2 separate regions of the Homo sapiens genome follow, and region 1 is linked to region 2. A link is a loop called in an ENCODE intact Hi-C map of the cell type or tissue named here. Cell type or tissue: dorsolateral prefrontal cortex. All regions are shown on one strand. Links, peaks and the distances in the headings refer to the core of each region. The heading gives the core; the rest is flanking DNA. Region 1 overlaps UBE3C (ubiquitin protein ligase E3C). Region 2 overlaps UBE3C (ubiquitin protein ligase E3C).

What was found. Peaks named below come from ENCODE experiments on the same cell type or tissue, not always from the same donor. Only the 100,000 strongest peaks of a DNase experiment are listed, where the experiment ranks them.
Region 1: it touches region 2 in a loop (2.6-fold over the local background); 3 of 110 quality-filtered maps call a loop at or near these places.

The regions. Positions count from the first base shown.
Region 1 is chr7:157,154,148-157,159,534 of GRCh38, forward strand. The region is part of intron 1 of UBE3C (ubiquitin protein ligase E3C); the gene reads left to right. Among named protein-coding and RNA genes, the nearest start is that of UBE3C, 18 kb to the left of the region's middle. In dorsolateral prefrontal cortex, for the core only: no CTCF peak of the experiment used is centred there; no DNase peak of the experiment used is centred there; H3K27ac peaks cover 1,512 bases.
Region 2 is chr7:157,221,790-157,227,176 of GRCh38, forward strand. It overlaps UBE3C (ubiquitin protein ligase E3C), which reads left to right. Exons shown (of 23, transcript NM_014671.3): 16 at 1,465-1,562; 17 at 3,618-3,750. Among named protein-coding and RNA genes, the nearest start is that of UBE3C, 86 kb to the left of the region's middle. In dorsolateral prefrontal cortex, for the core only: a CTCF peak has its summit at 3,093 (motif pointing left); no DNase peak of the experiment used is centred there.

The DNA of each region.
Region 1 (5,387 bases), core at 318-5,317, 68 kb before region 2:
CCGTCTCTACTAAAAATGCAAAAATTAGCCAGGTGTGGTGGCAGGCGGCTGTAATCCCAGCAACTTGGGAGACTGAGGCGGAGAATTGCTTGAACCTGGGAGGTGGAGGTTGCAGTGAGCCAAGATCACACCACTGCACTCCAGCCTGGTGACAGTTCGAGATTCTGTCTAAAAAAAAAAGATAAAAGGTCAGACCTTCTAAAGAGTATCCATGAAATCATCTTCTCACTGAATCCCCTAACTTCCCACCATTATTTTCTCAGTATCCTCTCAGAACAAGTCTAAACATAAACATGTCCTCCCCTCTCATTTTCAGTTAAAATGAGAGATCATATTGCTTTTTCACCTCAACAAAATATCTTAGTGATTCCATATCGGCATCTTTATATTTGTTATTTTTCATGGTATATAATACTCCATAGCATAGTTTGATACTTAATATAACCACTTTCCTATCAATGGATACATATAAATTGTCTTTAGAGTTTTGCTATTAAAATAGTGCCTTATTTACCACACAATTCTGAGGTAAGAAAAGAAAGTCTCTTGGCGTATATTGTGATATTTAAATGATTGCGTTTTGCATTGGATACTTCATTTTTTCTCTAGTCAAGTGAAGCAGAAGGAGTGGAGAAGGAACAAAGAAATCTATAACTGGTTGTAGTCAGACTTTATTTTTAAAAATGAGCTCTTGTGATTGTAAAATAATATTTATAATTGGAAATGTAGGCTATACTGAAATGTATTTAATAATTACCTATTGGAACCCTACCCATCCCTTAGAAATGAAATGCTGTTAATGCATAGTCAGTTTTTTTCCCCATCTTTGTGATGGTAAATGGTCAAATATTTTCCTAGCATTTTAAAAACTTTCTTTTGAACTTGCATCATCTTGTGCATTATGTTTTATAAATATGATTTTTAGTGGCTGATGATGATGCACCTGTAAGTATGTTTTGCATTTGTGAAATTGGCGGTTCTCATATTTTCATAGAGATTCTTATTTCATGTAGGTCTGCAAAAAAGAATCCCACCCCCTCCACACGCACACACACACATTGTAGCTTATGCATTACTCACAAATGTTAACTTTTAACATTTTCCTTTACTCAAAGGCAATGTTCTTTGAAGTGTATAAAATGGCTAGCATTATGTTAGTGCCTGAGAGCCAGAAAATACTGAACTGAAACAGATGTGAAGCTGATAATTCTGTGTAAATGGAGTAAATTGTTAATGGAAGATAAGCCAAATAGGTGAAACAAAAACCTCACAGTTTTTTGGGGTTTTTTTTAAATCAAGATATTTACAAACATGCTAACAATCGTTCTGTAAATGGTTAGCAGTTAATTTGGGCATGTGGTCTTTTGGAAGTTACTTAAATTTACTTTGACATTCACTCTAGTTTTTTAACATAAAAATTTTATTCTGAGGGTTTAATGAAATCTGATTTAAACTGTGTACGCTTTACTATTTCAAATAAAGAATAAACTTTGTTACCACTAAATTTATTTAGTGAAGAAAGCATTTTCCCCCCATTTGAAATCATCTTGGTAAGACAAAACGAAAAGAAAATCACCTTGGTAAATGGCATTTGTAAGATTTGGTCATATTTAATGTTCAGAGAAGATAACGATAGTACCTAAAGCTCCACAGGCACCCAGAGCAGTTGGCTGTGCTCACTGTGGATTTCACATTGGTGGGTAGTTACAGCAGGGAGCGTGCACGCTGTCAGGACGATGGCCTCGGTCGTTTCAGAGACCCTTTGGGTGTTTGATGGACCTTGTCTGTAACTGCTACTAGGCATCCTTACGGGTTCTACATCTGCATAATTTGAAAGATAAGGATGTTTTCAACTATGAGTACAATAAATTGAAACCAAAAACTTGTTAATCAATAGGAAGTTCAGTCCTTTTTCAAAATCAAACTGCTTTCTCCTGGTACCTTATTTGCCCCTTTCCTCCCAGCCACTCAGTGGTGAACTTGTTCCTCATTATATTGAGCTGTTTTTAGAACTTGTTCTCATATTGCTTTGTTACTACTTTGTTTAAAAGTGAGAAAATATTATAAGTACATGGGTGATCATTCAGATGGGAATGTAAACAGTCAAATAAAATACTAGAGCCTTTCACCTCCACTCCTCACACCCCCAGTTCTTTTTTTTTTTTTTTTTTTTTTTTGAGACAGAGTCCTGCTCTGTCACCTGGGCTGGAGTGCAGTGGCATGATCTCGGCTCACTGCAGCCTCCACCTCCCAGGTTCAAGTGATTCTTGTGCCTCAGCCTTTCAAGTAGCTGGGACTACAGGCGCATGTCACCACCCCCGGCTAATTTTTGTATTTTTCATAGAGACAGGGTTTCACTACGTTGGCTGGGCTGGTCTTGAACTCCTAACCTCAAGTGATCCACTACCCTGGCCTCCAAAACTGCTAGCGTTACAGGCATGAGCACCGCATCCGGCCCCAATTCTTTAATCCTTACATTCACACTCTATTTTGGGATTTTTACACATCCTGTCAGAGCTGTTCTCTACATACATAATCATATAGGTGTGTAAATTCCCTTCTTTTTAAAAAAAAAAAAAAAAACACAAGCTAGAGCATATTAAACAGATTGCTGTACTTCTCCTGTCCCCCTTAATAATACTCTCGGAGACAGTTCCTGATCAGTAGATAGATCTACCACATTCCTTTAAAGAGCTATATGATATTCCATGTAGTGAATGCCCTATAATTTTCAGCAGCCAAAAAAATAAAGCTGACTCCAGTGAGTTATTAATGTGGTCCTTATTATATGTGAAGACAGCCTTATTTATAGTTAATGTCTTCAGTTATAAGAGTCTTCATCATTAGACTTTTTAAATTACCCTTTTAAAAACTCATGTCCGGCCCAGGCGGTAGGAGGAAAAAATAAAGGTGTAGGCATGATCCTAATTCACAATTATGAATATCAGCATGTGGCTCACACTAGTAAGTGTCAGCTTCTGAAAGTGAAATTTCAGCATACTATTAAAAATAAACCTGCAACAATGAATTAAAAAATTCAATATACAGAAATCCATGCTAGTGATGTGGACGGTAATAGTCCATGCTGTGCATATAATCCTAAGCTGCAGCTACTGAATTCTTAAGCGAGAAATTTGACTACATTAAGAATTAAAACTTTGTACACATAAAAATATCATAACCAAGGTTAAAGAGTAACAAAGGGAATATTTGTAGCATCATGAAAATGATTATTTGTAGAACAAGATGAAAAGATAATCAAATGAAAAAATTAAATGATTCAAACTGTGGAAACATAAAAAGTTAGACGCTGCACTGTGCAGGTGAAGACAAGGGACAGCAGTCACTTTTCATACATTGACATGATCTCCTTGGAGGGCAATTTGGAAATATTCATTAAAATTCAAATGCACATAGCCTTTGACCTACAAAGAAATTTAACCTGCAGACATTACTGACACATTTGCAAGGATATCCACTGCAGTTTTATTTGAATTAGCCAAAAACTGAAAACAACCTAAATGACCATTAAAATATAACATGGTGGCTGGGCGTGGTAGCTCATGCCTGTAATTCTAGCACTTTGGGAGGCCAAGGTGGGTGGATCACCTGAGGTCAACAGTTTGAGACCAGCCTGGCCAACGTGGTGAAACCTGGTCTCTACTTTGAAAAACAGCACAAAAATTAGCCAGGCATGGTGGTGGAAGCCTGTAATCCCAGCTACTTGGAGGCCGAGGCAGGAGAATTGCTTGAACCTGGGAGGCGGAGGTTGCAGTGAGCCAAGATCGTGCCACTGCACTCCAGCCTGGGCAACAGATATATATAGATATATATATATATAGAGAGAGAGAGAGAGAGATACATATAAACATGGTGAGACCCAATCTGTACACTCTTTTTTCCTTTTTTTTTTTTTTTTTTTTTTCCTGTAAAGGGAGCCTTGTTTCATGGCCCAGGCTGGTCTCAAACTCTTGGCTTCCAGTGATCTCCTGCCTCAGCCTCCCAAAGTGATGGAATTACAAGTGTGAGCCACTGTGCCTGGCCCTAGAGTCAGCTTTAACTTGGAGGCTGCGAAGAAAATTCAAAGGAAACACAAATATAATGAAGCCTTTTGAAAACCAGTTTTTCATGGACTGGCCGAGAGAGGGAACCTATTCTATTACATGCCAAATTCCAGTGTGAAACCATGCACTCATACTTTATTTTGAAACCGTAAGCCATAGCACCCAAAACCTGTTAAACTTTTGGGAACAAACAGGTTGAAAGTAGATGCACAGAGTGGCAGGACCGGTGTAGAGAACACTGCATCTGTGCGTTGTATTTAATCACAAAGGCTAGAGCTGCTAATTGGCCAAGTGGGAAGCTGCTGCCAAAGCTGTGATTAAAAGTGATGATTAGTCACAAAGCAAATAAAATAATGGACAAGATTCCTTTGTCTAATGATTTAGCTCATTGTCCATTTTTAGATAGGGACAAATACATTGAGCAGCTGTTATTTTCCTGGGGAAGACAAACTTGGTTCTGTTCACTAGAGACTGATGAGCCCACTGATACTCTGAACTCAGCTAATCCTTTGCTTTGTCAGGCATGAGCTGAATAGACAAGCCCATGGGGACGTTTTTTTTCTAGCTCGTCAATTAGAAGAAATGCTTTAAAATCTATTGTTGATTTTATGACAAATGACAACATAGACTCCAAGTGTGTTGAATGGTAAAAGCAGAGATGGTGTCTTGGGTTAATATGAGAATTTGGTCCATTGTGCTCCAGCACCAGAAACTACCAGAACTAAAGTCTGCTCCCTTTTTGTATTGAAAACACAGTCCTACTAGTCTCATGTATGCGGGGATATTAAGTCCGTTATCAATAGAGTGTGAAATAATCACTCCTGTGAAAGGCGGAGACTTAATTCTCTAGCCTTGTGAAGTCATGGGCGGTAACTACCAGCACCCACTTCTCCTTCATCCTGAAAGCTTGTAGGTAGGAAAGTCTCTCTCTCCTTGACTGTTATCTCAAGAAGAGTGTCACATCTTTGTGGAGTCAAACTTTCACCATGGCATACACACCATGATTGTGGAGGAAAGAATTGTGGAAAACTTGAAAAAAGTATTTTGAATATGGCATTTACAAAGTTAGGAGTATTTGACACAGCAGGCATGTGGGGAAAAAAAGAAAAGATTAAAAAAAAAAAACAGAATTAGGATTAAAGGTCTCCATGAATGTTTTCCTAAACCAGTTGGTGGCGGTGAATGGATAAAGACAGTCTCCCCCTACCCTGTTTTATTAATATGTGAATATTACCAAGTAAAAGGACACATTCAAAAGATCAGACTGTGGATGGTTTCTTGAAGCAAAAGTTTGTTAAAGCAAAATGGCATTTTGGTTAGGAA
Region 2 (5,387 bases), core at 213-5,212:
GGTTTTAATTTGTGTCTACCAGCCGACTAATGATATTCAGCATCTTTTTCATGAATTTGTTTTTTTGTTGTGTTTTCTTGGTTGTTTTTTGTTTTTTTGGAGACAGGGTCTCACTGTGTGCTCAGGCTGGAGTGCAGAGGCGCAATCACGGCTCACTGCAGCCTTGACTTCCTGGGCTTCAGCGATCTTCCTGCCGTAGCTTCCAAAGTAGTTGTGACCACAGGCGTGTGCCACCACACCTGGCCAATTTTTTAATTTTTTTGTAGAGATGGAATCTCCATGTGTTGCCCAGGCTGGCCTTTAACTCCTGGGCTCAAGGGATCTTCCCACCTTGGCCTCCCAAAGTACTACGATTACAGGTGTGAGCCACTGCACACTGCCTGTGAACATGTTTTTTAGTTATTGAATTTTGAGAGTTATAAAGCTATTCTGGATATAGTTTATCAGATATGTGATTTGCAAATATTTTGTCCCAATCTGTGGCTTGTCTTTTTCTTTTCTTAGCAGTGTCTTTCAAGGAGGAGAAGTTTTAAATTTTGATAGAATCCCATTTACCATTTTTTTCTTTAATGAAATTGTGCTTTTGATATGATGTCTAAGATACCTTCACCTAACACTTTACTTTTTTTTTTTCTTTCTTTCTTTTTTGAGGCAGGGTCTCAGTGTGTCACCAGGCTGGAGTGCAATGGTGCAATCACAGCTCACTGCAGCCTTGAACTCTGCAGTCTCAGGCAGTTCTCCCACCTCAGCCTCCTGAGTAGCTGGGACTATAGGCGCGTGCCACCATGCCCAGCTAATTTTTAAAAAAATTTTCTTCGTAGAGGCAAGGTCTCTCTGTGATGCTCAGTTTCTCAAACTCCTGAGCTCAAGGGATGCTCTCGCCTCAGCCTGGGATTACAGGCATAAGCTGCCATCCCCAGCTCCTTGAAATGAGTTTTAAGAGGCCAAGTTACGATTTATTGTTGGAAAGGAATGGGATATGTGTTTATTCATGAAATACTGCCTGGGGCCTACTGTGTATACAGCCTTCTCCCAGGCACCATCTCATGCACACACGCCTGGTCTGGGAGGAACTTTGTTGCCATAGTAGGAGGGAAAGGGCACGAAGGTGGTCGGGGGTGGCCAGGGCACCGCCCACTGCTGGATCTGGCTGCATTCGGGCCTCACCGCCAGTGCTAGGGCTAGCTGTGCACTTGAGACGTGCTAGACAGCTGGAGTGGAAGTGTAGTCCTTGATTAGGACATCTTTAATATTCGATCAAGTTATGTGTTCGGGGAGCTACTGTGCTGATCCTGCACTGTGCATGGCTCATGGGTCTGCCTGAGGCGGGGATGTGTTCATGGAACTGGATTTAGATAAATGAGTTAATCAGGATGATTTCAAGAATCTTCACCTTAAGAATTGTCAGTGGGAATGCAGGGGAAAGTACAAGTGAACTAATTAAGGTTTTAAAATGTGTTTTAGTGGGTTTGGAGTCCCCGCCGCTGTCTGTGTCTGAGGAAAGACAGCTTGCTGTCCTGACAGAGTTGCCTTTTGTGGTTCCATTTGAGGAACGAGTAAAGGTATGCAATTTGGCTTCTTTATTGTCACTACGTATCATATTAGTGTTAAGAAATTAACACACACCCACCAGAGAAATCTCTAAAGGTGCCTAGTGCCTGGCTGATTACATAACATACTTTTCTCATTAGGCTGAAATAGCTAAGAATGATTTATAAAACCCAACCAGATACCTCTTTTTACAAACTGAAAGTATTTTCTTAGTTACAACTGATTGAAAGCCAGTAAACACTATAGATTTCTTATAATGAGGGTCTAACGTCATTTTTCTCTATTAAATTTTGCATTATTTGGCCAGGTACAGTGGCTCATGCCTGTAATCCCAGCACTTTGGGAGGCCGAGGCAGGTGGATCGAGCCCATGAGTTTAAGACCAGCCTGGGAAACATAGTGAAACCCTGTCTCTACAAAGAATACAAAAGTTAGTTGGGCGTGGTGGCATGTACCTGTAGTCCCAGCTACTTGGGATGCTGAGGTAGGAGGATCATTTGAGCCTAGGAGGCAGAGGTTGCAGTGAGCCAAGATCGTGCCAGTACACTCCAGCCTGGGCAACAAAGCCAGAACCTATCTCAAAGGGGGGAAGAAACTTTGCATTGTTTTTGAAAAAGCAAATTTTTTGTGAAGATATGCTTCTGTACATTCACGTTTATTTATCAGAAACGATGTTTTTTTTTTTCTGAGACAGGATCTCACTCTGTCACCTGGGCTAGAAAGCAGTGCTGTGATCATAGCTCACAGCAGCCTCAAACTCCTGGGCGCAAGCCACCATCTCACCTTGACCTGCTAAAGTGCTGGGATTACAGGCATCAGCCACTACACCTGGCCTGGAAACACTACTTTATTTTTTTTGTTTTTTATTTTTTTTGAGATGGAGTGTCCTCTGTCGCCCAGGCTGGAGTGCAGAGGCGCGATCTTGGCTCACTGCAACCTCCGCCTCCCGGATTCAAGCGATTCTCCTGCTTCAGCCTCCCAAGTAGCTAGGACTACAGGCACGTGCCACCATGCCTGGCTAATTTTTTGTATTTTCAGTAGAGACGGGGTTTCGCCGTGTTAGCCAGGATGGTCTCGATCTCCTGACCTCGTGATCTGCCTGCCCCAGCCTCCCAAAGTGCTGAAATTACAGGCATGAGCCACCGCGCCCAGCCACTTTACTTTTTATAAAAAAAGAAATGGACAAATATCTTAATTCCTTGTCTGGTGTCTTTGATGTACAAAACTTTGTTTATATATGTTTCCAAATTTTAAAATGTTTTGTTTTTATTTGTCAACTATTTTTACCAAATTTCTAAAGATTACTTGGTTCCGTTCTTCAGTAATGGCTTCAAGAGTGTATTTTTTAGGCCTATACACTCTATTTGCATGGTGAACAAAAGAGTTTCTTTTGAAGCTGTTCATGTCCCTTTACTAAACCCTCCCTGCACGTGCGTACACACACACACACACACTCTCTCTCTCTCTCTCTCTCCCACTCACTCACTCACTCACTCACATAATTCCTGAGCTCCCTCTACTGGATTTTTAACATCAAAAAATTATTTGAATTTTGTCAGAGATATTTCTACTAGTGTTAGTATACAGCTTTTTACAAAGCTGTTCTTTCCTCACTACCTAAGTTTTTATAAAGGATTTATAAATGAAAATATTCTATCGCAAGGGGTTTAAATTTTAATTTTATTTTATTTTTGAGACAGAGATTCACTCTGTCACCCAGGCCTGAGTGCAGTGGCGCCTGCAACCTCTGCCTCCCGGGTTCACAAGATTCTCGTGCCTCAGCCTCCCAAGTAGCTGGGATTACAGGCATGAGCCAATGTGCCTGGCCGGATTTTTAAAATTTATTTTAAACTGGGCAAAGGAGCAGCTTTAGAAATATTTAAATATGATATACATTATATATTATCTATACATTTATTGATAAAAATCAAGATTTGATACCTTGACTATTAGCATTTATTTCAGAATTTATGAAGATACAAAAGATAAGATTTAGCAGTTTATTCTTTGGTAGGTTGTAAGAGGTCTTTTGTTTCTAATAACCTTACAGCTTTCCTTGTTTGTTAGATCTTTCAGAGGTTGATTTATGCAGATAAGCAAGAAGTTCAAGGAGATGGTCCATTTCTGGATGGAATTAATGTCACAATAAGAAGAAATTACATTTATGAAGATGCTTATGACAAACTTTCTCCAGAAAATGGTATATATAATTCTTTCTGTGTATTATTTGGCAGGTGGAGGCTAGGGAATTGTTTTAGAAAATGGTGGTTCTTTAAAAATTAGTGTCCATCATCTTGTTCCATAATGACTTAAAAACTGAAATGTGAGGCTGGGCATGGCAGCTCACACCTATAATCCCAGCACTTTGGGAGGCTGAGGTGAGAGGATTGCTTGTGCTCAGGAGTTAGAGGCCAGCCTGGGCAACATACTGAGACCCTGCCTCAACAACAAAAAAAGTGAGCTTATCTGGATGTGTTAGCGTGCCCCTGTTGTCCCTGCTCTGCAAAAGGCTGAGGCGGGAGGATGGCTTGAGCCTGGGAAGTGAAGGCTGCAGTCGAACTCTGATTGTGCTACTGCTCAGGCCTTGGCAGTAGAGCCAGACCCAGTCTCCAAAAAAAAGTGTAGCAAGTCAGATTTGGGAGACATGTTATCAAGTAATATTTCTAAAATTGACAGTTACTACAACAGAAGCCTTTAAAAAATATTAATTATTTTTAAAGGGCAAGAAAGTAACCAGTTCCCCACCTCCTGTTGTCTGCCCCTAAAATTTAGTTTGCAAGCTGTTGTTCTAAAAATCTCGATGGTAGCCATTTATATTCTGCGTTTTTGTATAAATATTTATATGAAATCACAAATTGTAAGCCAAATTAAACATATTAAAATAAGTGCCATTGCAATCCAAGTTTCTTATGAAAAGATAAGTGTGCTCCAATGACACTGCCGTTAGTAAAGGAGAATTATACTGTGATAGCATTTGGAGCTCACTGGCACGTTTCGTCGTATGTTCATATTTGATACTCAGTCTTGAAAGTTCGTGTGCTATTAACCTCTAATATATTAGCAGTTTTAACTTCCAAATATTGTGCTTATGGTAATACATTAATTCCATGTTGGTCAATGCCGAGGGGATTAAAATGAAAGTTTAGGCTGGATCTAAAATTAAAAATGAAATCATCTTACCCAGCTTTTGGAAGGTGATGAGTTGTCCAATGTGAAATGACAATTGCCTTTTCCTCTAGGGGAGCAACTTAATTTTCTTCTAAGGAAATGAAACCTGATTTCTAATAATTTTTATTGCTTACATAAAGAACTAATTTTATCATAATGTTGGAACAGTGGAGGAAAGCTGACATCAGTTGTTTCCTTACTCTATTTCAAGCTTTTTTTTTTTTTTTACACAATTTACCGTTGCCATTGAATCCTTGCCATGGCCCTCTGATGCCGAGTGTCATCAGCTGAGACCGAGTAAACTTAGGTCTGCATGCAGGCTGTGGCCTCTCCACAGGGCCAGGTTTGTCTTGCCTAGCAGATTGTGTTTTCAGAGTATTTGGTGTGAATGAGATGAGACTAGGTACTTTGACTCCTAATCTAACTAATCGTCTAATTGAGAGATGTTTTGGGGTCCCACAGTACCTTATAAATCAATTCTAATAGTTCTTACATTGTATTTTTATTAGCAGATTTCACGTTCATCTCTCCCACTTGACCCTGGAGGTCTTTACAGCTTGGGATGGAATTGTTTATTTGGTGTACACAGCTGATGCTCAGTAGATGCTTATTCAATTTGTGATTGAATCCCAGGGGAAAAAAATAGATGTGACAAAACAATGAGTTTGC